2 separate regions of the Homo sapiens genome follow, and region 2 is linked to region 1. Evidence: chromatin loops called from intact Hi-C (ENCODE). Cell type or tissue: OCI-LY7. All regions are shown on one strand. Links, peaks and the distances in the headings refer to the core of each region. The heading gives the core; the rest is flanking DNA.

Region 1 (14,541 bases), core at 4,207-12,206:
ATAGTTTAGAAAAATCTGATAAGATGATAAGATCCCCACAGCACACGTCTCGCTCTGAGATTATTAGGGACTCAGTTTAGGGGAACCTTCCCTATAGGGAGATGGCAAAGGAAGCAGTTCCCCAATCTATCAGCAGTGGCTGCCATCCACATGATAAGGATCCCCTGCAAGGAAGTCTGACCCTGGGGGTTTCAGCCAGCTGGCACGGCCAGCATCCAACAAGTCCCCATCAGGGAGCATCTTACCAGAAGGTCCCTGCTTACATGGAGTGAATCAAGGGTGATAAAAAGTCCTCTCCCTACCAAATATATCTTCCATCCTTGGAGCAGCCCTTTCTCTTGAGGTTTGGTACTTTGTTGAAATGCAAATATCCCTGAAAGGTAAAGACTTTTTTTTACCATTAGCATGTTTACACAAATGTGCATCCAGTCCCATTCTTTCCTCAAAGCCAGTTTTGATTGGAGGAGAAGGAAGTTTTTTAAAAAATCACCTATATACAAAAGAGAGGTGAGGATCAGAAGATATATCTTCCTGGGCATTAATCCTATTCTCTCGCCCATTCCCAGCTAAGTGCAAGCCCTCGTTGACTTCAAATAGCACCGGTAGCCCACCAGTTTTCCATGTCATCTGTGGATTATCTGAAGTGACATTAATCTGAACTCTCAACAATATCAATCATGCAATAATTCCTCAAACGTGTTGCACTCTGACGATAGGCTGGCAATATTCTAGATTTTGCACAGAGGACAAAGGAAACTGAGGAAGTCTAATCCATCCCAAGGTCAAGTGTCCAATGTATGGATGAAGATTGCCTAGGTTCATAATATTGATCATAACGAAGATGTTAAGGAAGGATTTGGCAGTTAATTCGCTTCATTTGCTATCCACCCTACAGTCCTAGGAAGTATCTGTATTCATAATTTATAAAGCAGTTGAGGCCCAGGGTAGTGAAGTCAGGGCAGCCTCCAAATTTAATCATCTAAATCATTATGTACCCTGGGAGTTGTTTACAATGTTTTCCTGGGAAGATGTATTTTTAAAGCATCGGATGACTCAGAAGCATAGTCCAGCTGGAGGAATACTGTTAGACAGCTCGGGGCAGCTTTCTCAGACAGCTTTTCATTTGACCATCACAATTCGAGAAGGAAGGATTTTGACATTATAATTCCCATTTTACAACTGAAGCAGCTTAGGCACAGAAAAAACAATCCAGCTAAAAAGTAAAACAAAACAAAACAAATCTTCTCTCTTTTTCCATTTTATTTCCTTTTCATCTCTTACAAACAAACTAACGGAACTATCAGAACTAATTATCTCATGCACAATCATTTATGACTCCACTGTTTGCAAAACCTCTTTTGGTCTTTGTACCATCCACATAAGAGCAATCAAACAGCTCGCTAAAAATCCTGTGAAACTACCCCCAAGACATCACCTATGACGCTTAAATGTCTTCCTGCATCACTTCATTTTTGCCATTAAAAATAATCAACATTACACTTTGGGAGGCCGAGGCAGGCGGATCACTTGAGGCCGGGAGTTCAAGACCAGCCTGGCCAACATAGTGAAAGCCCGTCTCTGCTAAAAATACAACAACAAAAAAATTAGCCAGGCATGGTGGTACACGTCTGTAATCCCAGCTACTTGTGAGGCTGAGGCACAAGAATCTCTTGAGCCCAGGAGGCAGAGGTTGCAGTGAGCTGAGATTGCACCACTGCACTCTGGCCTCGGTGAGAAAGAGAGAGGCTGTCTCAAAATAAATAAATAAATAAAATTTAAAAAAAATAGAAATAAAGTATATGTTAAATAAAATGTTGTTTGTTCCATTCAACTTACAAAACATACCTCTTGAGGGACTAGTGTGCTAATATACAAAGATATACATCGAAATAAGACACAGTTCCCACTTTTAAGATGTTTACAGTACAATGAGAGAAGACCAACAACAATTACAACATAAAGTAAGCTGTTCATTAATTTAATGTATGACATTCTCTACGGCACGCATTGTTAGTTTGCCACTCCATACCTGTGCCTCTCTTTGTCATCAGTAATAGATAATACGTAAGCTTCAGGCAATGGATCATGTTTGGTCTAGCCCAGTATTTCTCAACTTTTTTTCAACATCATCTCCCTAAGAGCATTTTTAGACGCTTTTTTCCTAATTGCCCCATGCATGAAATTTTAATACCATAGACAAATTATATGTCTGCATATATGCTGTATGTATAACTGTGCTTTATACATATAGAGTGGGATATTTTTCCTGCCTTTTCCCTCCCACAAAAGCAATATCCTTCCCTTAAGGGATGATATCAACAGCACCACCCCATCTACGCCCCACCACAACCCTCACCCTATTCTCCACCATGTTCCCCACACCCACCCACCCTGCCTGTTAGGAATGTATGCTCTAAGGGAATTGTTAATAATAAGTCTATTTCCTGTTTCCCACCTTCACGGCAGCTGGAGTGGCTGTGTAACCTAGTTCTACCAATGACACGGAAGCTGATATCTGGGAGGCCTCCGGGAAAATTCTTGGTTTCCTGGAAAATGAGACAACCACTGCCAACTCATCCTCCTTTCCACCCCAACCTTCCCGTGCGTCTTGAATGGAGTACATGGCTAGAAGCTGCAGCAATCATCGTGCAGCCATGACAAAAGACAACAAAATGGCAGGCAGTCTTATTGAGCCATTGGCCCAGGGCCGGAAACGCAGACCTCCGAATTCCTGTTACGTGGAGAAATGAATCCTGGTTGCTTTAAGTCCCCGTTGGTAGGTATTGTATCACTTTCAATTACACAATTGTTATACAAAGCATTGTTCATTGATCAGCTGGGTTCATTACAAGCAATAGCTGTCCTCTTATGATCATGAATTATTGTTAAACCAAGCCGGAAAGAAACACAGAAACACACACACACACACACACACACACACACACACGCACACAATGTAATCAGGAATATTACACAAATCAGACACGAGATTTCACTCCGTTTAAGAGGAAAAGTCTTTTTCACTAAACGAATCAACTTTTCAAAGAGTTATATGATATTCCAACTAATATTTGGCATTTTGAATTAACAAACTTTTAGATATTTGGTATTACTGTGTAGAGAAATGGCCATGAAAAGATACAAGGTAATTTTCCTTTATTTTCCTACTTTACACAGAATGAATATATTTATGATTTACCTAGAAGATATGTCTTTCAAAATATTTGAAAGTCAATTCTTTTCTAATTGAATATTTAAGATGCATAAGGAAAATGTGCTTCTTAAAGGATCTCTTGACTGGGCGCCATGGCTCAGGCCTGTAATCCCAGCACTTTGGGAGGCCGAGGTGGGTGAATATGCTTGAAGAATTCAAGACCAGTCTGGGCAACATGGTGAAACCCCATCTCTACAAAAAAATACAAAACTTAGCCGGCATGGTGGTGCATTCCTGTAGTCCCAGCAATTCGGGAGGCTGAGGTGGGAGAATCACCTGACCCCAGGAGGTGGAAGGTGCAGTGAGCCATCATCATGCCACTGCACTCTAGCCTGGGCAACAGAGTGACATCCTGTCTCACTAAAAGAAAAAAGAAAAAAAAATCTCTTTGGGAACCTTTTTACAGGTTAAAATGTAGAAATAATCGTCTGTATTCATCACTTGAATATTTTATATTTTGCTTAAAGCCTGATACTAGCTAATGCTAATTATCTCATATTTTAAAAACAGAAACCACTCACAAACTTAACTGATAATTCCAACATCTCTCACTAAAAGTCGTTTTCTATGCTTTGAGAAACTCAAAATCCCTCTAAATCTAAAGAGCCTCTAAATTTTATTAGATACAATTTAATTATAGACTTAGGGCTTTCAAAGCATTAGGTTTCTTTCAAAATGTCAGAAAAAACTCTCATGTCAGAATCATTTTAACTAATTTCTTTATTAACCTCACACCAAAAACTGACATTCTGTTAATAAGGATTATTGGCCTTTTTTATATACAAACAATATATGCTACTTATAAAAAAGACAGGAAAAAATGAAAAACATTTTAAATCATGTAATCTTATCACACACTAGATAATTTCTAACATATTTATTTACCTCCATATTCTGAATTCATGTATAAGAATACATATATAGGCCTTTTTATATTATAAATACAAATATTATATGTATATATTTTTTGAGACAGGGTCTCACTTTGTCACCTTTATCACCTTATACATTTCTGTTGGGCATTTTAAGTTGTTTCTTGGTTTCTCTATTATTAGCAGACACCATTGTGTTGAGAAGTCTTGCTTTTATAATAAAACACCTTGCGTTGTTGTCTTAGGAATAATTCTTAAACATGGTCAAAGACTATGAACAATTTAAAGCTGATCATTCATGTTGCTGCCCAAAACTCACAATTTTTCTGAAAAAAGGCCTTTCGAAAGCCTCCTAAAAAAATTCAAAATAATAATTGAGAACAGAGCATATTAAGTGGAGAGAAGAAGGAATATTTAGCTCGTTTTCCTGACTGGCTGATGATATTGTTTATAAATTGTACTTTGGCCAATATTTGGTAGGAAAAGAAAAAACTTGATTATAATTTAAAAGTTTCTAAGCAAACCTTAAAGACTATAAAGGCAACTGAACTTGTTATTTATTCTGCATTTTACATTGGTTACTAATTCGTTAATGAAACAGTTCTTAAGAGTTGTTAAGCACTCCCAAAATTGGCAAAGGAAACAAAAAGTAACTATAATTAATGGATAAAATAATGAGCTACGTACCTGTTGAGAAATAAAATCAATCACGACCAAATTTATAAAGGAAGGAGCACTAACATTTAAATTCCAAATAGCTCGATTGATTGTAGGGAAATAAAAAGAGTATGATCATTTTAGTCCTCCAAAGAAAGGACAAGTAAATCAGAGGAAGCTGGAAGATAATATAACTTTTTAAGGTTGATCGGTCACAGGTCCAAAAAAAAGTAGATATAAACGTAGGCTGAAAACGCTGGTGATTTTTTTTTTTAACACAATTGTACCATCTAGTTTTTTTAAATTATTATTTATTTATTTGTTTTTTGAGACCAAGTCTCACTCTGTTGCCCAGGCTGGAGTGCAGTGGCATGATCTCAGCTCACTGCAACCTCCGCCTCCTGGGTTCAAGCAATTCTGTGCCTCAGCCTCCCATGTAGCTGGGATTACAGGTGTGAGCAACCACGCCTGGCTAATTTTTGTATTTTTAGTAGAGACCAGGTTTCACTATGTTGGCCAGGCTGGTCTCGAACTCCTGACCTCAGGTAATCCGTTCGCCTTGGCCTCCCAAAGTGCCGGGATTACAGGCGTGAGCCACAGTGCCCGGCCACCATCTAGTTTTTAAACAGAAACCACAAGCATCTAGCCCCTGCTGGAGGAGAAACTTTAATTTTTCCTTCCATATATGTGTGTGATGGGTCTTTCCTGGTGACATATTAAGTGGGTAGTACTTGGGGAAATCCAAAACTATTAGTTTGGGGTTTGAACTCTGGACCGACGTTTTACGTAGAACCCTCCTGCTGCATCCTGAAAACCATCCATGTGTTTTCATAGCTCTAGAATGTAATAGAAACACTGCCACAATGTACATTTCAATTGCTTTTCCTGAAATGTAGAGGATGAAAAAAAAGGAAAGATAGCTATAGGACTCAGAAAAAATACTCATAGTTGCCTTTTGTTAATTCAAATGATCCTACAATTATTAGCTGTATTTCTATCACATTAGGAAGCAATGTTTATGCTTCTTTCTATAGATTTTGCACATCGTGGAGGAAAAACACTGGGATGATGACTTTTTTTTTTTTTTTGAGATGGAGTCTCAGTCTGTTGTCTGGGCCGGAGTGCAGTGGCACGATCTCTGCTCACTGCAAACTCTGCCTCCCAGGTTCAAGCAATTCCCTGCCTCAGCCTCCCGAGTAGCTGGGATTAAAGGTGCCTGCCACCATGCCTGGCTAATTTTTGTAGTTTTAGAAGAGACGGGGTTTCACCATCTTGGCCAGGCTGGTCTTGAACTCCTGACCTCGTGATCCGCCCGCTTCAGCCTCCCAAAGTGCTGGGATTACAGGCATGAGCCACCGCGCCCAGCCTGATGGCAATTTTAATACATAAACACTTACAAATAAGATGTATACAAGTATATTTAACCTAAAAGGCATATGACATATTTGCTACAACAAATATCCATTACTATTATATTTTTAAAGTAGAAATTATTATAGATATTTCTCTGATATTGCCGGATATTCTGTGTTTAGGAATATAGTGACAATATTGTTTTGGCACATATAGGAAATTGTGGTATTGTCAATAAGTAAGGGTTTTTCTGGCTTTTCCCCTCCTATTTCCTGTACGTGCCTCCAACCCTCTCTCCTACTTCCTTATCACATGAAGAAGACAGAGAAAGACTACTATTGATATAATTTTCAGCAAGTTACTGCCCAAAGAGTAGAGCTTGAGGAAAATCAGGTTTTATCAAGAAAAAGTATGCCAAAGGGGACTTTTAGGCCCCTTAAAGGTTTTTGTAATTGATTTTACATCATTTAAATTTGACTCTAAATATATTGAGTTTCCTTTTCCTTGTTAGAAGGAATAATTACAGGCATTCTTATGCTTCTCAACCACAGTTGGGATCATTTTCAGCTCAAAACTGGAACAAAGACCAGAAGAATTTTTTGTGGCAACTGAGAAAAAAAAATGCAAGAAAGGGAGAAAAAGGTTCGTAGTAAGGGTTGTATATTTAGAGTCTCTCAAGAAGGTGACAGCTGGACCTGGAGGGAAGACAAATTAAAAGTAGGGGTCCTGCCTGAAAGAAAGGAAAAGAGCCAAGGAAGAGATTTGTGCCAGTCCATTCTCTGCATGGGCAACTAGGTTGCTAGACATAATGACCTGGCAGGGGAAAATAATCTCCAGGAGGTAAGAGGAGTAGAGACTTTGCTACCAGCCTTTGGTGTACATGGAATATTTGTGTTTTGAGGGCTGTGACTGTATGATGCAATATTATTATTAAAATAGATATTGAAACTTACAAGAAATGTAGTCATGGATGTGCAATAATTAAAATGGTTATAGACATGAAGGCACACTGATTACTGGAACATATTTGTTATAGATTTTCCCTTTCTATCTCAAAGACAGATTTCCAATTTTTATGCTATCCCACACCAAGAGAACCTTGACTCACCATGTATTTAGTCAATTTCACATTCTTTTTCTCCGGAGGGATGAAGATGAAGTGCGTTTCTCTTTCTCATCCAGTGTCAATCCACTGTATGACCGTGACATGAGAATGTGGCCTCATCTTACCACTTCCAGTAGGGTTGGCTAATTTAAACAGACGGGTTTGGGGTAAGTCTCCATACCCTGCCTGATACCACAGTCTGGGAGGACAGGAAATGAACAAAGCCCTGAGCTTTCAGCTGAAAACACTCAGTTCCCCAAATTGCAGGTCAGATACCCACTAATGGAAGATGACCAACAGGGCTTCTGTGATCAAAAGGCTACACAGGAAAAGAACTATCTTCAAAGTTATCAAAGCCCAACCAGATGTTCAGCTTCAGATAAGACAACTACATCTTACACCCAGAAGGGAGCACTTTACCCACCGGCTAATGCTAATGCCTTTCACCCTAAAAGCAGCTGGGCTGGGTATCCAGTACGTTGCTTAGGGGCATCAGCTGACCCCACACTACTCACTACACTCTAGAGTTGGCCAGATCAGTGCTTACAACCTGCCTGCATTTCTTTTTCTTGTAAACTGAGTCTCACTTTGTTGCCCAGACTGCAGTGCAGTGACACGATCTTGGCTCACTGAAACCTCTGTCTCCTGGATTCAAGCGATTCTCCTGCCTCAGCCTCCAGAGTAGCTAGGATTACAGGCTCATGTGCCACCACGCCCAGCTAATTTTGTATTTTTAGTAGAGCTGGGGCTTTGCCATGTTGGCCAGGCTGATTTCGAACTCCTGACCTCAGATGATCTGCCTGCCTCGGCCTCCCAAAGTGCTGGGATTACAAGTGTGAGCCACCTCGCCCGGCCCTGCCTGCATTTCTTGTGCCACCCAAGGCATCACGAGCTGATAAGTAAGACATTAAAGTGGCATCTTGAGAGACTGCTTTCCCAAATGGGAACCAACCCTGGCTTCACATGAGAGAATTCAGAACTAAGGATTTAGAGCATTAATCATATGTTATCTGAAGGGAAACAACTCTAGCCCCACATGCTACTCATTTTAAGGATCTGATGCTATAAAACTACACCTGTATCCGCCATCTTACCCTCATTTCAGCCATCAATTGGAGAAGCAGCATTTCTGTCTTTAGGGGCTTAATCTGATGTCAGTAATAACCAGAACTTCCTCTGCAATGCTCCCTCTGCTGAGGGCAGAGCTCCTCACTTGAGGCCTCTAGATCCCTGAGAGTCCATGAATGGGTTTTAGAGGGTCCTTATATCCCCTAGGACTGTGCAGCAAATGTTCATGGCCCTGTGTGAGAAAGTCTTTGGCTCTCATCACATTGTCAAACGAATCTGTGACCAAAACTAGTGATTAGGAAACATTGCTCCAAAGCACAAGCCAATCAGTCCATGAAAAACCCTGTTAGGTGGGGAATAGAATAGTCAGCGCGTGCTTGTAGAAAGAGGTCTGATTTCAGGCGTTAGACCCTTGCACATCCGACAGACCCTGTGACTTGCGCCTCCAATGTGAAGATGGGTTGTTAACTTATCCTTGATTTACCACATCATGTCTCAAGAGATCAGAGGCCCTGACGATGGGGAATGTGATTAAAGTAAAAGAATCATCTCCACTTTAAGAAGAGCACGAGACATTGAAGGCTATTTGAAAGCTATTACAATCACTAAACTTCCAAAGCCAGGTGAAGCAGATAATCTCAGAACAGTGGCTACTGCGATGTCATTCACTTTCATATGTTTATTTTGTGATATAATGTTGTTGTGGCATAAGTCTAATTGTTATTACTATTTTGAGTGCTGAGTTCTGTATATAAAATACTACATTTCATCAAAAAATATACTTTCTTTTCTTCTTTAACATAATGTTATCATACAGTAAGGTCCAGAGTGTTTTCTGTCCGTAGCACTCCCATATTCTACCACGGGTTTAATAACCACCGCTCGATGGCCTGAAATAGAATGTTTATGGGTCCCAGACTCTCCCCATGACCATCTTTCTCTGTGCTCATAGTTCCCCTAGTCACAGCTACTTTTAATTGGTTCAAGTGCTGGACAAAATTGTTTAACTGTGGAAGAGGATTTTGTGCCACAAACTATATTCCTTTAAGGAATATCGTAAGTACAGCTTCCTGGTTTTTGCTGTTTGTTTCTATAACAAATAAATAACTTGTCCCTCTGGGCTTTCTCTGTTTTCATTCCCCTTTTACATTATAAGTCCTTCAATTCTGAGCCTTTAAGTAGCGGCTTCACCTTCAACACACACACACACACTCTCTCTCTCTCACACACACACACACACACACACTCACAGATATACCTTCCCTGGACAAAACCAAACTGTTGCATTTATTCCACTAGTGTTTCTCAAAGTGTAATCTGCAGGCAATTCACATCAGAGTCTTCATAGGGTGGGAGGATTTGTTAAAAATGCATATTCCTGCCAACCTCTAGACCAACCGTATCAGAATGCATGGAGATGGAACCTGGATGCTAAATTAGTTAACTCTTCCCGCACTCATCCAGGTGATTCTTAAACACACTAAAACTTGAGAACTGGCCGGGCGCGGTGGCTCACGCCTGTAATCCCAGCACTTTGGGAGGCCGAGGCGGGCGGATCACGAGGTCAGGAGATCGAGACCATCCTGGCTAACACGGTGAAACTCCGTCTCAACTAAAAATACAAAATAATTAGCGGGGCCTGGTGGCGGGCACCTGTATTCCCAGCTACTCCGGAGGCTGAGGCAGGAGAATGGCGTGAACCCGGGAAGCGGAGCTTGCAGTGAGCCAAGATCATGCCACTGCACTCCAGCCTGGGCAACAGAGCGAGACTCCATCTCAAAAAATAAAAAATTTAAAAAAAACTAAAAATAAATAAATAAATAAAACTTGAGAACCATTGCTCTACAAAAATCATTTCCTTTCTGGTGTCAGCCCCTATTTTTTTCAGGTCAAAATGGAGTTAATTTCTTATCCATGTTGTTCACCTCTGAGATCAGCGTCTCCTTGTCTCTTCCTAAGAAACCTTCTCTCGCCTGTCTCTCTGGCCTTTGATGGTAGTTTTTCTCTGGGCTATTTCTCAGTCCTTGCAGTCTACTTTTAGCAAGTCCTCAGGACACAGTTACTTACTTCTTCCTCCTCCTTAAGCTGCTCTAAAGAAACCCCTTTAGCATCCACAGCTCACACTGCCTAGCTCCAAACTCCCTTTACAATACCCTGCCCAGGGATTCACAGTAACATCTACCGGTTAAAGGTAAAGCCCCATGTGGTTCACAAAACTCATAGCCTTCCTCCTAAATGTTAAAACTACTCAAGATCACTTATTAACAGGTGTTCTCCAAATTTCTTAAATGAACACACACCACGACTACAATAAACAAAATAAAAACAAATTCTACTATTTCACCATTCTAACATACCAAATGCTGTCATTCATTTTTTTACGGCTCACATTTAATTCTTATTCACAACAAAATCAGAATGTAATTAAAATTTTTAATTCTGATTTTCTAACCTAACATCATATCAAACATATTTTCATAACCATCATAACTATGATTTTTAATGACTTTAAAAGAACCCATGGGCTGTGCGCAGTGACGTGCCTGTAATCCTAGCACTTTGGGAGGCCAAGGCAGGAGGATCACTTGATCCCAGGAGATGGAGACCAGGCTGGGCAACAAAGTGAGACCCCGTCTCTACAAAAAAAAAGTTAGCCAAGTGTGGTGGCACACGCCTGTGGTCCCAGCTACTTGGGAGGCTAAGGCAGGAGGATCAAATGAGCACAGGAGGTCAAGGCTGAGTGAGCTGTGATTACACACTGCACTCCAGCCTGGGTGACAAAACAAGACCCTGTCTTAAAAAAAAAAAAAAAAAAAAAAAAACTCATGGAGTTAATGTTGCCAGAACTCCTATTGCTTAGTGTTCAGGGTATTTTCAGATTTTGCTGCTATAAATGATAATACAGTGAATATGTTCATGCATATTACTTTTCTTTGAATTATTTATTCGGAATAAATTTCCAGGGGTGGAATGAATGGATCAAAGTGTATGAACACTTTAATGGCTCTTGATACATATCGTCAAATTGCCATATTTGTATTTTACACAGTTCCTCAGTAGCATGCTAGTAAACGTTTAACAACATGCTTGCCCCCCGCCCCGAAAAAAAAAAGGTGGGGAGCCTGATTTATTGTGTTTGCTGATTTTCACAGTGTACTTTTACCATAGCCAATTTCAAGCCACCATCATGACATCGCTGAATGCAAAATTGAAAACAGATGCTCAGATAGCACAATATTATATAGCATTTCCATCACACAGATAAAGAGAAGTCAATAATGTCACTGGCTTGGAAAATTTCTGAAAATATTACAATCAGCACTTGAGAGCAAGCCGGTTCTAGAACACCACTGTAAACATCTCCCTTGATATTTTGCAACAGCACATCTTTTTTTTTTTTTCATTGAAATCATTGAAAATTCACCCTGTTCCCATCTGTGTGACAATGAGCATGCTTTTAGGTCCATAGATGATGCAAATAATGAATAAAACCTAATGCAAAAAAAAAGGGGGGGATAGAGTGAACATCTAACACCTGTCCGGGTTGAATAATTCTGTCTACCCACCCTCAAACATTCATTTTACCGTGCTTTTTTCCATGAGGTCATGTATACAAATGATTCAATCATTTATTTACTTAACGAGGCACTGAATGGATGACTATACGTAGTTCTCAGGCAAATGTGATGAGAACCGTATCTTCTGTTTCTTAACCACTCTCTTCCTTGGGTTTCTTTTCTACGAAATGGGGAAGAGGTCACTGTGACTTCAGTTTTACGAGAAACTGAGTGCAGAGATAAGAAAGGTTCAACTTGTGCTCTAAGAAGCACTTGAACATTCAGTAATGCTCTGGAAATTTCTTCCAAAAGCAATTCATTAGTATTCTATTTTACCAGAAAAGAATGTGATTTGGTGCTTTCGCTTGAAAGCAACATCCCCTCTTTGGGCTGCCCCGGAATAATATATAGCTTCTACATGTATACAACACTTTGGTTTTTAAATGAGCGGCACCGTACGTTTGCGTGTTAAAATGCGGGTATGACTGAGCTAAACATCCTCATATCCTGGACCCAGTCACCCCGCTCCCGATAACTCATCTCAAGGAATGAACTCAAAACAAAGGAAAATACTTGCTGTGTGAAGATATTAATCACAATAGAGAGTAGATCAATTTGCCTCATTTCAGCACTTATTCAACTTACGGTTTCTGGGGCCCTGGTAGGAGAGTTCTGGATTCTTGGTTCCTAAATCCCCACCTGCAAAACGACCACTTTCCAAGTTGTTTTGGGGCTTGTATTTTTTAATCACACAGATTCCTGGACCTCACGTGAGGGCTGGGGTATGAGACATGGAATTTCAGTTTCTTAAAAGCTCCCCAGGTGGTTTTGCTGTCCAGCCAGCTTTAGAAACCACTATTCCACAGTGAGACACCAGACACATGATCGTGGTCTCTGAACAACTGTCCACATCCGGGGAACAGTATGACAACTTCTTGTGCAAGTCGTCAAAAGGTTGTTCAGGGCATTCAAGCAGTTGCTAGAGTCAAATGGCTAAAGAGCTCACAGAGGAGCCCTAAGTTTCTGGCACCCTTCCACCCCCCTGGGGTCATCCTTTCCATCTCTGACACCCTCCTTGCTCTCACAGCCCACCCCAGCCCCCACACTGTCATGCTGCCTCCCAGCCTCCACCTGTGCACCCCATCCTGACTTGTGCCCATCCCTTTTCATACACAAAGCTCCAGAGTCTCCTCCCTTAGGACACCAGTGGGACTCTAGAAGGAACACTATCACCGTGTGACTCACGTCATCTGCACACATAATTAGGAATCCCCTGCACAATTAACATGCCAGGTGGATTTGCATTTTTTTAAAGGAGGCTTTTAATCCAAAAAAATATTTATAACCTAGAGAGTGGAATGGGGAAGGAGGATGCTTTTTAATCCTGGCTTTCACCCAGATCCAAGCATCCCAAACCCAAATAAGCACTCACTGCCACAATGATCCCCACTCCTAAGTAGAAATGGAATTTTAGCTGTGCCTTGCTAGCACTAAAATTAACACATTGTAAGATAAAATAATTTAATTTAAACTGGGCAAGGAAGAAAGGTCATGCTCTCTGCCTCTAATGAAAAGCACCTCTAGAATTCCACCCCAAGCGTTCAGAGAGCGACGTCAACCAAGGAGGCCCACAAGTAATGCAGCGGATACTGAGAGGACCTCTCTCATCTCATAAGCTAGAGAAACTGTTACCAAATGGCTTAAAATAGCGGTTTCCAAGTTTGTTTTCCTTCTTTCATATGTATTCTCACTAGAAAAACACCCAACCCCTGTGCCTTGTCCATATTTGGTGCTCAAAAAACGTTAATTCCCAGCCTCCACCTGTCACCCTACTTTCCCTGGAAAGGAATGTTGGGATTAGGAGAGTTAGCTTTGCAGGCTTCTTGCTCTTAAGCCAGGGCTCATAACACCTTCATTTGTGGCAATAGCCAAGTCCTTAATAAGAATCATAAGAGTTGCATCTATTGAGAGATTTTTTTTTCAGTCAGGCACTAGGCTACATGCTTTACATATTTTTATCTCATTTGATCTCTACGACAACCCTCTGAGGTAGGTATTTTCAGTTATTATTACTGTTATTAGAGATATTTTGTGAATTTTTTTTTTAATCTGAGCATTGAAGAAGTTAAGTAACTTGTCTGAGGTTCCCACAGCCCAGAAATGATAGAATGATAGAATGGGGATTCCATGCAAAGTGATCTGGCTCAAAAGTTGGGTTCTTATTCACCGTGCTGTATGTTTGTTATTATATGGGTTCAGATATTTTATGGTCCAGAAAAAAAGTGTCTGAATTATTATGATCTACTGACTCTCTAAACAACGTCCAGAAAAAGAACAGAAGCATACCCGTGCCATCTCATTTAGACATGCAAAGAAAGTAGCACATATTTCATGGAATTTGGGGACTGGCTTTTGAGGAATAGAGACTTGCTTATCATTCATCAACCAACTCGTTCTCCCAAGAGGAAGGCCACTTTAATTCCTGGATAATTGAAGGGCCTCCTTAAAATGAAGAAACCAGAGGTGGAGGTCTTACTGGTACCCCGAGCCACACGAACCTTTCTCTGCATAAATGATGTCCTAAGGGAAGACAGTAGAGGGCAAATGGAGGCCCACAGCCAGGCACAGGGATGCAGAAAGCAGCCCCAAGTGGGAAGAGGCCACGCTCGACAAGCTCCCTCTCACATGGAATTCTGCTGGTGCCGTGAGAGCCGA
Region 2 (16,211 bases), core at 4,945-12,944, 850 kb after region 1:
ATTGCAAAAGTATACAGAAATACAATTGATTTTTGTATATTGATCTTGTATCCTTGCTGAACTCATTATTCTAAATTTTTTAGTGGATTTCTTATGTTTTTCTGTAAGATTGTTTCATCTGTAAACACATGGGTTTACTTCTTGTTCAATGTAGATGTCTTTTATTTCATTTTATTGCCTAATTCTTTTGCTAGAAACTCGACAACATTGAGTACAAGTGGCAAGAGCAGACATACTTTTTCCTGATTTTAGAGGGAAAGCCCTCCAACTGCTTACTTTTTGCTTCCAAGGTATAAGGCCTTAGTATAATTTTAAATATTTTATTGATTGATTGATTGATTGATTGAAACGCAGTCGCGCTGTTACCCAGGCTGGAGTGTGGTGGCGTGATCTCAGCTCACTGCAACCTCCGCCTCCCAAGTTCAAGTGATACTCCTGCCTCAGCCTCCCAAGTAGCTGGGATTACAGGCATGTGCCACCACACCTGACTAATTTTTCTGTTTTTAGCAGAGACGGGGTTTTGTCCTGTTGGCCAGGCTGGTCTCGAGCTCCTGGCCTCAGGTAATCTGCCCGTCTCAGCCTCCCAAAGTGCTGGGATTACAGGCGTGAGCCATCGTGCCTGGCTTAAATACTTCACAATTATTTCATGATTTTTTTTCTGTGTTCCCACCAGTTAAATCATTATATATTTTATTCAGATATATGATTTTGCATTTTAATGATTTTCAGGATAAAAGATTTTTGTACTTGGATAGACTTTTGTGAAGTATGTTGATGATAATCCATTTCTGCTCATGGATTTGGTGGGCTGTTTTAAAATATTAACCAGAAATACTTATATTTCTTTATTACTTTCAAAATAGAGAAGTAAAACCAAAATACAATATTTTGTCAACCGCTCTGCAGCATACTGCGGTACTTATTTTGCATAAAACTGTGTACTCTTCAAAGATAAAATGAACACAGTGACATAATTTGCTTTCTCCTTTTTTTTTCTGAGACAGAGTCTCGCTCTGTTGCTCAGGCTGGAGTGCAGTGGTACAATCTCAGCTCACTGCAACCTCCGCTTCCCAGGTTCAAGCAATTCTCCTGCCTCAGCCTCCCAAGTAGCTGGGACTGCAGGTGCTCGCCACCATGCCAGGCTGATTTTTGTATTTTATTTTATTTTATTGTATTTATTTTATTTTATTTTATTTTATTTTATTTTATTTTAATTTTATTTTGTATAGAGATGGAGTCTCGCCCTGTCACCCAGGCTGGAGTGCAGTGGCGCGACCTTGGCTCACTGCCAACCGCTGCTGCCTGGGTTCAAGCGATTTGCTTGCCTCAGCCTCCCAAATAGCTGGGACTACAGACGTATGCCACCACGTCTGGCTAATTTTTTTGTATTTTTAGTAGAGATGGGGTTTCCCCATATTGGCCAGGCTGTTCTCAAACTCCTGACCTCTAGTAATCTGCCCGCCTTGGCCTCCCAAAGTGCTGGGATTACAGGGGTGAGCCACCGCACCTGGCCGATTTTTGTATTTTTAGTAGTGATGGGGTTTCACCACGTTGGCCAGGCTGGTCTCAAACTCCTGACCTGAAACGATCCACTCACCTTGGCCTCCCAAAGTGCTGCAGTTAAGGTGTCAGCCACTGCACCCGGCCAAAAAAAGAAAACATTTTTGTGTTGCCTTCATTTTTATTTATTTATTATTATTTTTAAATTTTTTATTTCCATGGGTTTTTGGGGAACAGGTGGTATTTGGTTACATGAGTAAGTTCTTTAGTGGCGATTTGTGAGATTTTGGTGCACCCATCACCCAAGTAGTAGGTATGAATCCAGTTTGTAGTCTTTTATCCCTCACTTCCTTCCCACCGTTTCCCTGACTCCCCAGAGTCCACTGTATTATTCTTTTTTTTTTTTTTTTGAGACAGAGTCTCGCTCTGTCACCCAGGCTGGAGTGCAGTGGCGCAATCTTGGCTCACTGCAAGGTCCGCCTCCCGGGTTCATGCCATTCTCCTGCCTCAGCCTCCTGAGTAGCTGGGACTACAGGCGCCCGCCACCATGCCTGGCTAATTTTTTGTATTTTTAGTAGAGATGGGGTTTCACCGTGTTAGCCATGATGGTCTCGATCTCCTGACCTCATGATCCACCCGCCTCGGCCTCCTAAAGTGCTGGGATTACAGGCTTGAGCGACCACGTATTGTATTATTCTTATGCCTTTGCATCCTCATAGCTTAGCTCCCACTTATGGGTGAGTGAGAATATACAATGTTTGGTTTTCCATTCCTGAGTTACTTCACTTAGAATAATAGTTTCCAGTCCCATCTGGGTTGCTGCGAATGCCATTAATTCATTCCTTTTTATGATTGAGTAGTATTCCATTGTATATATATATCTCCCACAGTTTCTTTATCTACTTGTTGATTGATGGGCTGAATGACTTTATATTTTAAAAGTGCTCAAATCATTGCATGGCACAGAGTGAGGCCTCTAGAAAGTTGTGTTAAGTAAACAAAAGAAGTCCTGAATCAAGGCAGTGGCAGTGGGAATAGAGGGGAGAAGACAGCAGTATTTGGGAGATCGTTTAGGTTGGATGATTAGGTGGAGGGCCAGAGGGAGGAGGAAAAGCAGTGGCCATGTTTCTGTTTTGGGTGAATGGTGGTGCTATGCATGGAGATGGGGAATAAAGGGAGAGAAGCAGGTCCCAGCTGAAGATAAATTTAGTTGAGGACATTATTAGTTAGAGGCACCTTTGGGAGATTTGCAATGGGATGGATTTGGCTGCATGTTGGCTGCATAAATATGGAATTCAGAGCTGGTCTGGAGAAACAGACACAAGATTTAGGAAGTATCGGTATGTACATAAGTGGTACTGGGGTTAAGTAGGTGTGAGTTAGTTCGCACAGTGTGAGTGTGTGGTTCCGGAGTTTTGACTTGGGGTTCCCAATAGGCTTTAGGGGAAAACCCCTAACATTGGATACAAAGTTTTGTGCATATGTTTGTTTTTTCGTATTTCCGTGGAAAATATGTGTAGCTTTCATCCACAAAAGCATAAAAACAATTGGCATGATTAGTGGGAGAGCACCTGCTTTGTTTCCTTGGCACACATTTTGGCTTATTTTAATAAATGAGCAACTTGTTGCAGGTGTTGACAACTTCCTTCACTAGCATATAAGCTCTGTAAGGGCAGGGGTCACAAGGAGAGGGAACTGCCATATAGCGCGTGGCTCACGGTGCGTTTTCCACAAATATTAGAGGAATGAATAATTACAAGTGAACTTTATATTTCCACTAAAAATACAAATAAACTAGAAGGTAAAACTTCCTGGTATAAAAACATCTCTCGCACTGTTGCATGACTTTATATCTAAGCTATTAAAACACTTAGCGACAAATAATATTGCCTAGAGAAATACAGTTATTTTATTATGTTGTAGGTCTATTTTCAGTTTGGACTTAATTTCTTTTTTTTTGAAACGGAATTTTGCTCTTGGCCAGGCTGGAGTGCAATGGTGCGATCTCAGCTCACTGCAACCTCTGCCTCCCAGGTTGAAGTGATTCTCCTGTCTCAGCCTCCCTAGTAGCTGGGATTACAGGTGTGCACCACCATGCCTGGCTATTTTTGTATTTTTAAGTAGAGACAGGGTTTCTCCATGTTGGTCAGGCTGGTCTCGAACTCCCAACCTCAGGTGATCCACCCGCCTTGGCCTCCCAAAGTGCTGGGATTACAGGTGTGAGCCACTGCGCTTGGCCCAGTTGGACTTTATTTCTGTGTTCATTTAAGTAGTTTAAATTTGATTTTTTTGGCTCAGAAGTCAGTTGTAAAAAGCTAGCTTCTGGGCCGGGCGCTGTGGCTCATGCCTGTAATCCTGGCACTTTGGGAGGTGGATCATGAGGTCAGGAGTTTGAGACCAGCCTGGCCAACATAGTGAAACCCTGTCCCTACTAAAAATACAGAAAAATTAGCTGGGTATGGTGATGGGCACCTGTAATCCCAGCTACTTGGGAGGCTGAGGCAGGACAACTGCATGAACCTGGGAGTTGGAGGTTGCAGTGAGCTGAAATCGCCCCACTGCACTCCAGCCTGGGCGACAGTGCAAGACTCTGTCTCAAGGGAAAAAAAAAAAAAAGTTAGCTCCTGGATGAATAAAAACCATAATCGGAGTACATTAGCCCTGGTGAAAATGTCAAAATTCTGAAATAAACCATTAGATCAGGCATAAACAGTCTCAAATGCTTTAGTTATCCCAGTTATGCAGGTATGAAAAGATGCTTTTTAAACTTAAATTAGATAATTATTTCCATTTGCTATTTTAATATGCCTGTGTTGATTTGTATTTTTGGATCAGGTACCTGGAAACTTCTGTGATAGAGTATTTCATTGAATGCGTAGTCTAAAGCTCAATGATAGTAAATATTATGACTTCAGAATCTTATTCTTCCCTCTTGCCACAACAGCAGTAGAAATGGGTCTTTTTGCTGTCATGGGAGTGGCCTCTCAGGTAGACTTAACAGATACTGGGGTGAGTAGGGGAAGTAGTTTCTATTCTCTATTTCTGTTCCCTCAGTGTGCTTTATTTCTTCTGTTCTTTCTTTTCTGTGCTCTGCTTTGTTTTCTAAAGATGGATTAAAGAAAGATTAGGAACAGAAAGTAGAATGAAAGCTTCACAAGAACAGAGACCTAGCCTGTTTTGTTTATCCCAAGCATCAAAAATAGTTCTTGGTCCATAAAAGGCTCTGAGTAAATATTTCTTGAATGGATAAATGAATGATTGAATGAAAAAAGTTGATGCGGGCTCTTAAAATTCTTCCTAGCTAGAACTTGTTACTGTTCAAAAGTTTTTCAGACCACACTTATATTTCACTCACCAGTGTTTTCCTCAGAGAAGTTTTTGAGACCCATGCTAGACTGTTAAATTAGTAACATCAATTATAAATCTAGAGATATTTCTGATTTCTTTAAAAAAGTTATTAGTTTGACTTAAAATAAATTTTAAAGAAGAGGAAATGTCCTACTAAAAGTGAAAGTATATTTTTGTTTTTTGTAGCCACAATGTTTTAATATGAGAGTAACAGAAAATCAATTATAGAAACTCAGTTTTATTAACTTAGCTCAGAAATAATATATAATCAGCATTAATTTAATACCTTCTTAAAATTTCTTAGGTAAAGTCATAGCACAAAGTTAATCCCAATTAAAAGATTCTTTTAATACATAATCTTTAAAAACAAATCTACCATTTATTTTGGTTTACATAATCAAGAACCTCTCTTTCTGAGTGCAGTTGTGAAGGTCAGTGGCCTGAGGAATAACCGTTCATGTGTTCAATGAATTTTTTTGTTTTTAAGACGGAGTTTTGCACTTTTTCCCCAGGCTGGAGTGCAGTGGCGTGATCTTGGTCCACTGCACCCTCCACTTCCCGGGCTCAAGCCGTTCTCCTGCCTCAGCCTCCTGAGTAGCTGGGATTACAGGCACGTACCACCAAGCTCGGCTAATTTTTGTATTTTTAGTAGAGATGGGGTTTTGCCATGTTGGCCAGGCCAGTCTGGAACTCCTGACCTCGTAATCCACCCGCCTCGGCCTCCCAAAGTGCTGGGATTACAGGTGTGAGCCATCACGCCCTGCCTACCATTTCTTTTAGAAATGAAATTACTGGGCAAAGGGTATGTACCTTTAAAATTTTGGTAAGTGTGGCTAGATTGCCTTCCATAAAGGTTATACCAGTGTTTTTTTTTTTTTTTTTTGAGGTGAAGTCTCGCTCTGTCACCAGGCTGGAGTGCAGTGGCATGATCTCGGCTCACTGCAGCCTCCACCTCCCGGGTTCAAGCGGTTTTCCTGCCTCAGCTTCCCAAGTAGCTGGGACTACAGGTGTGTGCCACCATGCCCAGCTAATTTTTGTATTTTTAGTAGAGATGGGGTTTCACCATGTCGGCCAGGATGGTCTCGATCTCTTGACCTCGTGATCCACTCACCTCGGCCTCCCAAAGTGCTGGTATTACAGGGGTTAGCCATTGCGCCCAGCCAAGGTTATACCAGTTTTCACTTTTATCAGCAGTATAGTGCGTGAGCATCTGTTTCCCCACATCCTTGACAGATATGGGCATTATCAGTCTTCTAAAACTTAGGGGAAAATGATCAAGTTTTAACTTATCTGCTTATTTGTGACATCTAGCATTTTTTATGTGTGTTGGCTATTTGCATTTCTTTTATACTTTGCCTATTAGGAGCTTTTATTTATTTTTTCTATTGGTTAGGTTATCTTTTATTGATTTGTAGGAACCCTTTTACAAGTTTTGTGTGTGTGTGTGTTTTAAGATAGGTTATTGCTCTGTTGCCCAGGCTGGAGTACAGTGGTGTGATGGTCATGGCTCACTGCAGCCTCAAACTCTTGGCGCGCAAGTGCCACCCCAGCCTCCTGAGTAGCTGGGACTACAGGCATGCAGGCATGTGTCACTACACTAGGCTGATTTTTTTTTTTTTATTTGTAGAGATGGGGGTCTCCCTGTGTTGCCCTGGCTGGTATTAAACTCTTGGGCTCAAATGATCCTCCCGCCTTGGCCTCTCAAAGTGTTGGGATTACAGGTGTGAGCCACCACACCTGGCCTGTTGTGTGTGTGTGTGTGTGTGTGTGTGTGTGTGTGTGTGTATTTTTTTTTTTTTTTTTGAGATGAGTGTCGCTCTGTCGCCCAGACTGGAGTGCAAAGGGGCATTCTTGGCTTACTGCAACATCTGCCTCCCAGGTTCAAGCGATTCTTGTGCCTCAGCCCCCTGAGTAGCTAGGATTACAGGTGTGCACCACCACACATGGCCAATTTTTGTATTTTTAGTGGAGATGGGGTTTTGCTGTATTGGCCAGGCTGGTCTCAAACTGCTGGTCTCAAGCAGTCCAACTGCCTCGGCCTCCAAAGTGCCGGGATTACAGGCGTGAGCCACTGTGTCCAGCCTGTTGTAGATGTTTTTAAGTTAGTTGCTTTTTTTTTTTTTTTTTTTTTTTTGAGATAGTTTCACTATGTTGTCCAGGCTGAACTTGAACTCCTGGGTTCAAGCAATCCTCTTGTCTCAGCCTGTCTGGTACCTGGGACTGTAGGTGTGCACCACAGTGCCCAGCTCTGTTGCTTGCATTTTAACTTTGTTTATGGCACTTTTTGTGTAGTAAAATCTGCCTTTCTTTAGGGATGGTTTCTGGCCTTGATGTTCTGCTTTGAGGGACTTCTACTTGCCAAGATTGAAAAATAAATTTAAATATTTGTTCCTTTCTCCACTCATATGCTCAACAAGAATTATTCTGTGCAGGCAAGAGAAGTGTTTAGATTCATTATTTGGGAGTTAGACTTGTTTTTCTGCATTTCATGAAGTCTTTGAAGGTCTAGAACACTGGACAGCAAATGTTAATTGGAACAGTCAGGTGAAGTCACGTGCTATAAATTAAGGACAAATTGCTGACCTTTGCCTCTTAGATGTTTATACCTCAGATGGCTGCTCACACTGGAGATAGTTCTAAAAAAGTATGAGTAGAATGGCTTCCATTCTGATGAAAATTATTTTCTAAAAGCTTTGATTTTTAGTGTATACTGAGTTAGGTTACGATGCTGCAATTTCTTTAACTCTTACGTTGCCATCAGAGTGTGGGGGAGTTTAGGGGAGTAGGGTAAAGTAATGCAAAGGGAAAGAAAGGAGGATGTGAGTGGAAATAATTACGTAGGGAGGAAATGGTGTAACAGTGCTAAGGAGTGGCAGTGCAGATTTTTGTACAGACAAAAACCAGACAGATCAGTGTTAACAGTGGCTCTGTTTCCTGAATTACATTTTGTTTTCTTTCTCTTCTCAGTTTTAAGCATTTTTGGTCCGAAAACAGGTTGAAAACCACCACTTGCTTTAACCAGATTATTAATTTACAGTTTGGTTATTTCCATGGCACACATGCACTATCACTCTGTCTTTGTGTGTATGTGTTTAAACAATCACTACTTTTTATTTTTAAAATGTTTCCATCTATGAGCTCACTTAGAACAGTCATGATTGTTTGAGTGAAGAATCACTGTGTAATTTCAAAAGTGAAACTGATACGAAACTCATTTGCTCCAGAAGCAATAAAGTAGTTGTCAGCCTCAGACTTGATTCTCTGTAATTATAGGAAAGACTGTGGTTTTCTTTATTGTTCTTCTCCTCTTTAGCATCTGATACAGATGTCTCAGTTTCATAGCTGAGACACCCAGTCTGTAAGCAGTATCTTTTAAACTTAGACTTAATTAGGATGGATTTGTAACTAGGAGATTTACAAAAGAGGATATAAAGCCAGAGAAGTCTTTAATCTTTTTTTTTAATTTTTTTTTTTTTTTTTTTTTTTGAGACAGTCTCGTTCTGTCGCCCAGGCTGGAGTGCAGTGGTACAATCTCGCCACACTGCAACTTCTGCCTCCCAGGTTCAAGCGATTCTCGTGCTCCAGTCTTCAGAGCAGGTGGATTATAGGCATGCACCACCGTGCCTGGCTAATTTTCATATTTTTAGTAGAAATGGGATTTCACCATGTTGACCAGGCTGGTCTTGAACTCCTGGCCTCAAGTGATCCTTTTGCATTGGCCTCCTAAAGTACTGGGATTATAGGCATGAGCTACCTTACTTGGCCTTAAAAAAATTATTTAACATGCTATGTACTTCAATTATCTGCTTTGTTTATTGGCTTAGCCACAGTTATTTGTGTGTGTGTGTGTGTGTGTCACACTTATTTGGGATTTTTGACATTGTAAGAGTATGACAATTATTGTCAGGATCTAGGAAATAATTGCTAACTTTTCTTAACACTTTACAAAGTACTTTTATAGGCATTTCTCTCAGGCAATAAAGAGAGGTAGGTTGTAGGGATAAAAAGTGATAAAAACTGGTGATTACAACCATCAAGGATAGGAAGAGGGAAAATGATACAGGTGGTTCTTAAATCCAGTTCTTTGGAATTCAGATCCTACATTCTCATTATTTTTTCTTCTTATACCCTTCTCTATAAGCAGAGATAATGATAAACAGAGTGTTTCAGTAATATGAAGGGATGATAGTTCAGAAATGAGGTGAGGGTAAGATTTTTACTGGGCCAGAATTGTGGTAGATGCATAATTAATCCACATAAAGGGTCAGTATTAGTCCCACTTTACTGAGGAGAAAACAGATAAAGTAGCTTGCCCAAGATCACACAGTTAAAAAGCACTAGAGCACAGATTTGAATTAAGGCTTCTGATTCTAAGGTCTGTTCCCTTTCCTCTATACCACAGTTTCTTAAACTAAATTTTAGAGAGGTGGGGAAGACTATGCAAAGGTTAGGAAAAGTGAGTGATTTTAATTGTAAATTACATTGTAAATGTTTCAGTGTGATTAATTTGAATTCTGTGGTTTAACACGGGTAATTAAAGAGCATATTGTAATAAGCATCAAAGGTTTTTTTTCTTCAGGATGTTGAAAAATCATATAAAGGAAAACAATTTGAAGCTTTTTAGTTGCCAGGAATGATTAGGGTTGTGAGAGTTATTCTTTCATACTGGAGTATATGTTCCACAGACAAGGATCATATTCTCCAACTTTGTCTTCTCCCCAGCTATGCCTGGGATGATGGGATGTGTATGTGTATGTGCATGTATGATCAATAATAAGTAACTGCCACTTGCCTCTTTAATAACTCTGATGTCATTAGCAAAAATATCACTTGCTTATTTTGGCCTGTTTTTGGCCTGATTCTGAGAATTTATATTACTCTTTATTAGACAAATTATTCTTTTTTTTTTTTTTTTTTGAGACGGAGTCTTGCTTTGTCATCCAGGCAGGCTGGAGTGCAGTGGTGTTACCTGGGCTTACTGCAACCTCTGCCTCCTGGGTTCAAGCAATTCTCCTGCCTCAGACTCCCAAGTAGCTGGAATTACAGGCACCTGCCACCATGCCCAGCTAATTTTTTGTATTTTTAGTAGAAACGGGGTTTCACCATGTTGGCCAGGCTGGTCTCGAACTCCTGACCTCAAGTGATCCACCCACCTCGGCCTCCCAAAGTGGAGGGATTACAGGCGTGAGCCACCGCGCCTGGCCGACAAATTATTCTTAACTCAGGTAAAGTTATCAGTTAACTTTTGCACATGAAAAGAAAGCTACTATATTCGTGGAACTATCTTGGTATGGAAAAATTACTCAGGGTAACCCAGTGTGTACATAAAGCTGTCCCATCTTACAATTGAAGTTATAATTTTATGCGGTTAATGTTTATTCGTGAATCTCCTGTTTTTTGCTTTTAGGACATTCGGAAATTCTTTGGAGTAATACCAAGTGGAAAGAAACTTGTAAGTGAAACAGTAAAGAAGAATGAGAAAACAAAGTCTGATGAAGAAACTTTAAAAGCAAAGAAAGGAATAAAGGAAATCAAGGTTAGTTTTCTGGGTATAATTTTGCATTGAATGAAATGTAAAATAAACTCAGTTCTTATAAGTTTTTTTTTTTTTTTTTTTTTTTTTTTTTTTTCCTGAGACAGAGTCTTGCTCTGTCGCCCAGGCTGTAGTGCAGTGGTGCAATCTCGGCAGACTGCAAGCTCCGCCTCCTGGGTTCATGCCATTCTCCTGCCTCAGTCTCCCGAGTAGCTGGGACTACAGGCGCCCGCCACCACACCCAGCTAATTTTTTCTATTTTTTAGTAGAGACGGGGTTTCACCGTGTTAGCCAGGATGGTCTCGATCTCCTGACCTCGTGATCTGCCCGCCTTGGCCTCCCAAAGTGCTGAGATTACAGGCGTGAGCCACCGTGCCAGCCATTCACTCCATTCTTTATGCCCTAGTTGTCATATATATTACACCTACATATGTTAATACTGCACAATTCAATGTAATTTTACTTTAAATAGATGTGTATTTTTTAAAAAAATTAAGGCAAAAATTGCTGTTTTTATTTTATGCACGTATTTGCTATTTCTGATGCTTTTCATTTCTCACTGAAGATCTGAGTTTTCGTCTAATATCATTTTCTTTCAACTTGAAGAATTTTGTTTAGCATTTTTTGTAGTGTAGGTCTGTTGGTGATAAACCTCTATAAGTTTTTGTTAATCTGAAAATGTCTTTATTTTGCCTTCATTCTTGAAGGTTATTTTTGCTGGATATGGAATTTTGGGTTGACTGTTTTTTAAAAAACTTAAGCCTTTTAAAGATGTTCCACTGTTTTTTGGCTTCTAGTTTATCTGATGAGATGCCTCCAGTCATTGATGTTGTTTTCTCATGTGTGTTGTTTTTCTCATGGTTCATTAAAGAATTTTTTAATTTTTGGTTTTCAGCAGTTTGACTATGGCTTACCTGAGTGTGGTTTTCTTTTGTTTATCCCATTTTTGGTTTCTGAGCTTCTTTAATCTGTAAATTTATATCTTTTATCAAAATTGGGAACATTTTGCTATAATTTCTTCAAATATTTTTTCTGCCTCATTCTCTCTCTTCTCTTCTTGAATTACAATTACATAAACGTTGGAGTTTTGATATTGTCTCACGGATCATTGAGCCTTGTTCATTTTTATCAGTCTTTTTTTCAGATTGAGTACTTTCTCTTTCTGTCTTTAAGTTCATTGATTCTTCTTTTATCACCAATTTACTGTTAAGGCTATCTAGTGAATTTTTATTTTACATATTGTATTTTTTAATTCTAGAATTTTCATTTGTTTCTTTTTTGTAGCTTTAATTTCTGTCTTTTATGTCCTTGAGTGTAATTATAGTAGCTGCTTTAGTTTTTATTTTGAGATGGAGTTTTGCTCTCATTGCCCAGGTTGGAGTGCAATGGCACGATCTCGGCTCACCGCAACCTCTGCCTCCTGGGTTCAAGCAATTCTCCTGCCTCAGCCTCCCAAGTAGCTGGGATTTTAGGCATGAGCCCCCATGCCCGGCTAATTTTGTATTTTTAGTAGAGTTGGGGTTTCTCCATATTGGCCAGGCTGGTCTCAAACTCCCGATCTCAGGTGATCTACCTGCCTCGGCCTCCTGAAGTGCTGGGATTACAGGTGTGAGCCACCGTGCCCGGCCTAGTAGCTGCTTTAAAATTCTTATCTGCTAATTCTGACATCTGTGTTGTATCAAAATTGGTCTTCATTAAATGCCTTTTGTCCTGATTCTTTGGGTCATGTGTTAGTTCAGGCCACCATGACAAAATACTACAAAATAGATGGTACTGGCTGATTAGGTGTCTGGTGAGGGCCTTTTTCCTGCTTTGTACATGGCTGCCTTCTCGTGTTGTCCTCACATAGCCTCTTCTTAGTGCATATGGGTGGAGAGAGAGATTGAGCACTGGTGGAGAAAGAGAGATAGAGATTGAATGAGCACTCTGGTGTCTGTTCTTATAGAATGCTAATCCTGTCAGATCAGAGCCCCACCCTTACGACCTTATTTATCCTTAATTACTTGTTTAGAGGTTCCAACTCCAAATATAGCCACCCTGAGGGTTAGGGCTTCAACGTGTGAATTTTGGGGACACAGACATTCAGGATATAACATTCCATCCATGGCCACCCAGAATTTATGTCCTTCTTGCATGCAAAATACATTCATTCCATCATAACAGCCCCCAAAGTCTTAACTCATTTCAGCATCAAGTCTGAAGTCCACAGTCTCATGTCAATATCATCCAAATCAGATATGGGTGATACTTGAGGTATGAATCATCCTGAGGGAAAATTTTCTTTTGCTGTGAACCTGTGAAACCAGATAAGGAATGTGCTTCTAAAATATGATAGTAGAACAGACATATAGGATAGACATTACCATTCCAAAGAGGAGAAATCAGAAGGGAGGGAGGGGTGATGGATCCCAAACAAGTCCAAAACCTAGCAAGGCAAATTCAATCAGAACATAAGCCTTGAAAATAAACTCTTTGGCTTGATGCCCTGCCCTCTAGACCCACTGGGTTAGTGGCCCTACCCCCACAGTCACAGGCAGCTGTCCTGCTTCTGCAGCTCTGCTGGGCCATCCTGCCCACAAGGCTTTGGGTGGTGGCTGTCTCATCTGTTGAAACCAAGCTCCATCTTTTGAAGAGGGAGTTCTGATGGTTGATCTCTGAATTGCTTTTGGGGCCATTCTTCCCTTTTCTTGAAGAATAGCTGTGTTGTCCTGTCACTGGAATCTCAGAAGTCTGACAGCCTTCTTTCATTTTGTCCTTTCTCCATCCTCTTCAATTCAAACTGACAGTGTTTTTGCCTGTATAATCCCATAATCTCTTTATCAAGTGATACTCCAGCTACACCGTTGCTATTCTCTTTAGAACATGCTTTTTCTTTTCTTTTCTTTTCTTTTCTTTTCTTTTCTTTTCTTTTCTTTTCTTTTCTTTTTTGAAACAGAGTCTTGCTCTGTTGCCCAGACTGGAGTGCAGTGGCGCAATCTCGGCTCACTGCAACCTCTGCCTCCCAGGTTCAAGTGAATCTCCTGCCTCAGCCTCCTGAGTAGCTGGGACTATAGTCGCGTGCCACCATGTCCAGCTAATTTTTTGTATTTTTCCTAGAGATGGGGTTTTACCATATTGGCCAAGCTGGTCTCAAACTCCTGACCTGAAGTGATTGGCCTGTCTCCCACAATGCTGGGATTACAGGCGTGAGCCACCACACCTGGCCTAGAACTTGCTTTTTCATTTTCTGAAATACGGACAGGCTGAGAATTTTACAAATCTTCAAGTTCTGGTCCCTTTTGGCTGACCGGTTTCTTCATTAGTTCATCTCTTCCGTTTTGCATTTGACTACAAGCAGTCAGGAGGACTCAGGCCGCATCTTCAAGATTTTGCTTTGAAATCTCCTCAGCTAAATATCTGATTTCATCATTCACAGGTTCCATCTTTCACAAAGCACTAGGACACAACTTGGCCAAGTTCTGTGCCACTTTATAATAAGAATTGTCTTTCTTCCAATTTCCAATAATCTCTTTCTCATTTCCATGTAAAACCTTACCAGGTTGGCCTTTAACATTCATATTTATACCAACATTCTGTTCATGATGATATATGTATTCTCTGAGATGAAAGAGGCTTCTTCTCTAGCTCTTCTCTTCTCTTCATCAGCTCTCATTGTTATTACATTTAACGTTCATATTTCTACCAGCAGTTCCTTCATGGCAGTCTAGGCTTTTTCTACATGCTAGAAAATATCTAGCCTCTCCCCAGTTCCAAAGTCACTTCTGTATTTTAGGTTTTGTTTTGTTTTTGTTTGTTTGTTTGTTTTATAGTAGTATCCCATTTCTTGGTACCAAAATCTGTATTATACAGTCAGAGTTCTGTAGAGAAACAGAACCAATAGGATGTATGTGTGTATACATAGAGAGATTTATTACCAAGAATTGGTAGAGCTGATGTTTTAGTTGGAGTCCAACGGCAGGAAGAAAGTGTCCCAGAGATATCCCAGCTCTAAGGCAGTCGGGCAGGAGGAATTCCCTCTCATTCAGCAGAGGGTTGGCCTTTGTTCTTTCCAGGCTTTCAGCTGATTAGATGAGGCTTAATGCCATTAGGGAGGGCAGTCTGCTTTACTTAGTCAATTGATTTAAATATTAAGCTCATTCAAAAACACCCTTGTAGAAACACCTAATATGATGTTTGACCAAATATCTGGACATCTTGTGGTTCAGTCAGGTTCACATATGAAATTAGCCTCCACAGGTCACATTTCCTCTTTGCATGTTCTAGTTATTTTGGATTTATCTTGGACATTGTGAACGATACAGTGTAGGAACTTTGGATCCTGTTATTCCTTCAAAGAGTGTTCTTTTGGTTTATCAGGCATTGATCTTGGCTGTACTCAAGCTCCAAACTCTTGTCTCCCCTGTAATGGGCAGCAGCTGAAATCTTTATTCAATTCTTTTAACCTTAGCTAAGCTATAGGAGTTGTTCCACATATGTATAATTCAGGAGATAGCCAGAGATTTGGGTAAAGTTTACAGGCAGAATTTGGGATTTCTTTCTGTGGCTTTCTCCTTTACTTGATACCTTCTTCTCTTACTTTTGAGGTGTGGTTGATTCTGACTCTGTCCTTGATCCAGTGGTATATATAAATTATAATTGCTCATTTGTTCCATTTTCTTGCAAGCTAGTTGATTGTTCTTATGTTTTTGAAGTTTTATTATAATGGATAGAAATAGTTTCTATTTCTACCTTATAATTGATTACAATCAGTTTTTTCACTGCCTTCTTGATGCTTTCTGAGAAAATTTGAATATGTTAGAAATGTGATGTTTAACTACAAAATATATAATAATACCTTTTGCATTGGTTTTATTTAGTACTTTTTTTTTTTTTTTGAGACGGAATTTTGCTCTTGTTGCCCAGGCTGGCATGCAATGGCGCGATCTTGGCTTACTGCAACCTCTGCCCCCCAGGTTCAAGCGATTCTCCTGCCTCAGCCTCCCAAGTAGCTGGGATTACAGGCATGTACCACCACGCCTGGCTAATTTTGTATTTTTAGTAGAGACGGAGTTTCTTCATGTTGGTCAGGCTGGTCTTGAACTCCTGACTTCAGGTGATCTGCCCGCCTCGGCCTCCCAAAGTGTTGGGATTACAGGCGTGAGCCACTGAGCCTGGCTGGTTCTATTTAGTTTCCTAACAGGCATTGGCTAGTGGTAGGCCACTAGCTTAGCATTTATTCCTGTTTCTGTCGTTTCATTTTCAGGAAGCACTTGCCTTGTAATATCTGATATCCTTTTATTCTTTGTTGTATACATAGGTTAGTGTTGAAAATGGAGCTGAATAATAATATAGCGTTTTCTGTAATTATTTTTTTCCCATTGTGGTACAGTTACTGTCTGGCCTATTTTTAGCCAATAAGGGTATATTACTGACAGTTTAGTCTGGAGAATTCTTTGTTGTGGAGGACTGTCCTGTGCATTGTAGGATGTTTAGTAGCATCCCTGATCTACCTGTTACATGACAGTAAACCTCCCTACCCCCATTTGTGATAAGTAAAAATGTTTCTAGACATTGACAAATGCCTTCTGGGGGGCGGGGATGCAAAATTCCCCCTGGTTAAAACGACTGAGCCCAAATCTAACGAGAAAAAAGGATAGCCCCGTCTCTACTAAAAATACAAAAAATTAGCCAGGCATTGTGGCGGGTTTCTGTGGTCCCAGCTACTCAGAAGGCTGAGGCAGGAGAATGGCGTGAACCTGGGAGGCGGAGCTTGCAGTGAGCCGAGATCGTGCCACTGCGCTCCAGCCTGGATGACAGAGTGAGACTCCGTCTCAAAAAAAAAAAAGATAGT

Evidence for each region. Hi-C counts contacts between places; a loop is a spot of excess contacts. Peaks named below come from ENCODE experiments on the same cell type or tissue, not always from the same donor. Only the 100,000 strongest peaks of a DNase experiment are listed, where the experiment ranks them.
Region 2: it touches region 1 in a loop (10-fold over the local background); 4 of 110 quality-filtered maps call a loop at or near these places.

What each region holds. Positions count from the first base shown.
Region 1 is chr4:40,198,496-40,213,036 of GRCh38, reverse strand. All of the region lies in intron 1 of RHOH (ras homolog family member H), which reads right to left. Among named protein-coding and RNA genes, the nearest start is that of RHOH, 8.7 kb to the right of the region's middle. RefSeq lists an enhancer at 7,998-8,057. In OCI-LY7, for the core only: no CTCF peak of the experiment used is centred there; DNase peaks (open chromatin) are centred at 7,486, 8,346, 11,008, 11,906 and 1 weaker place; H3K4me3 peaks cover 7,948 bases; H3K27ac peaks cover 7,949 bases.
Region 2 is chr4:39,345,521-39,361,731 of GRCh38, reverse strand. It overlaps RFC1 (replication factor C subunit 1), which reads left to right. Exons shown (of 25, transcript NM_002913.5): 2 at 10,256-10,384. Among named protein-coding and RNA genes, the nearest start is that of RFC1, 13 kb to the left of the region's middle. RefSeq lists an enhancer at 7,588-7,637. In OCI-LY7, for the core only: no CTCF peak of the experiment used is centred there; DNase peaks (open chromatin) are centred at 6,401, 7,691 and 8,091; H3K4me3 peaks cover 4,011 bases; H3K27ac peaks cover 4,685 bases.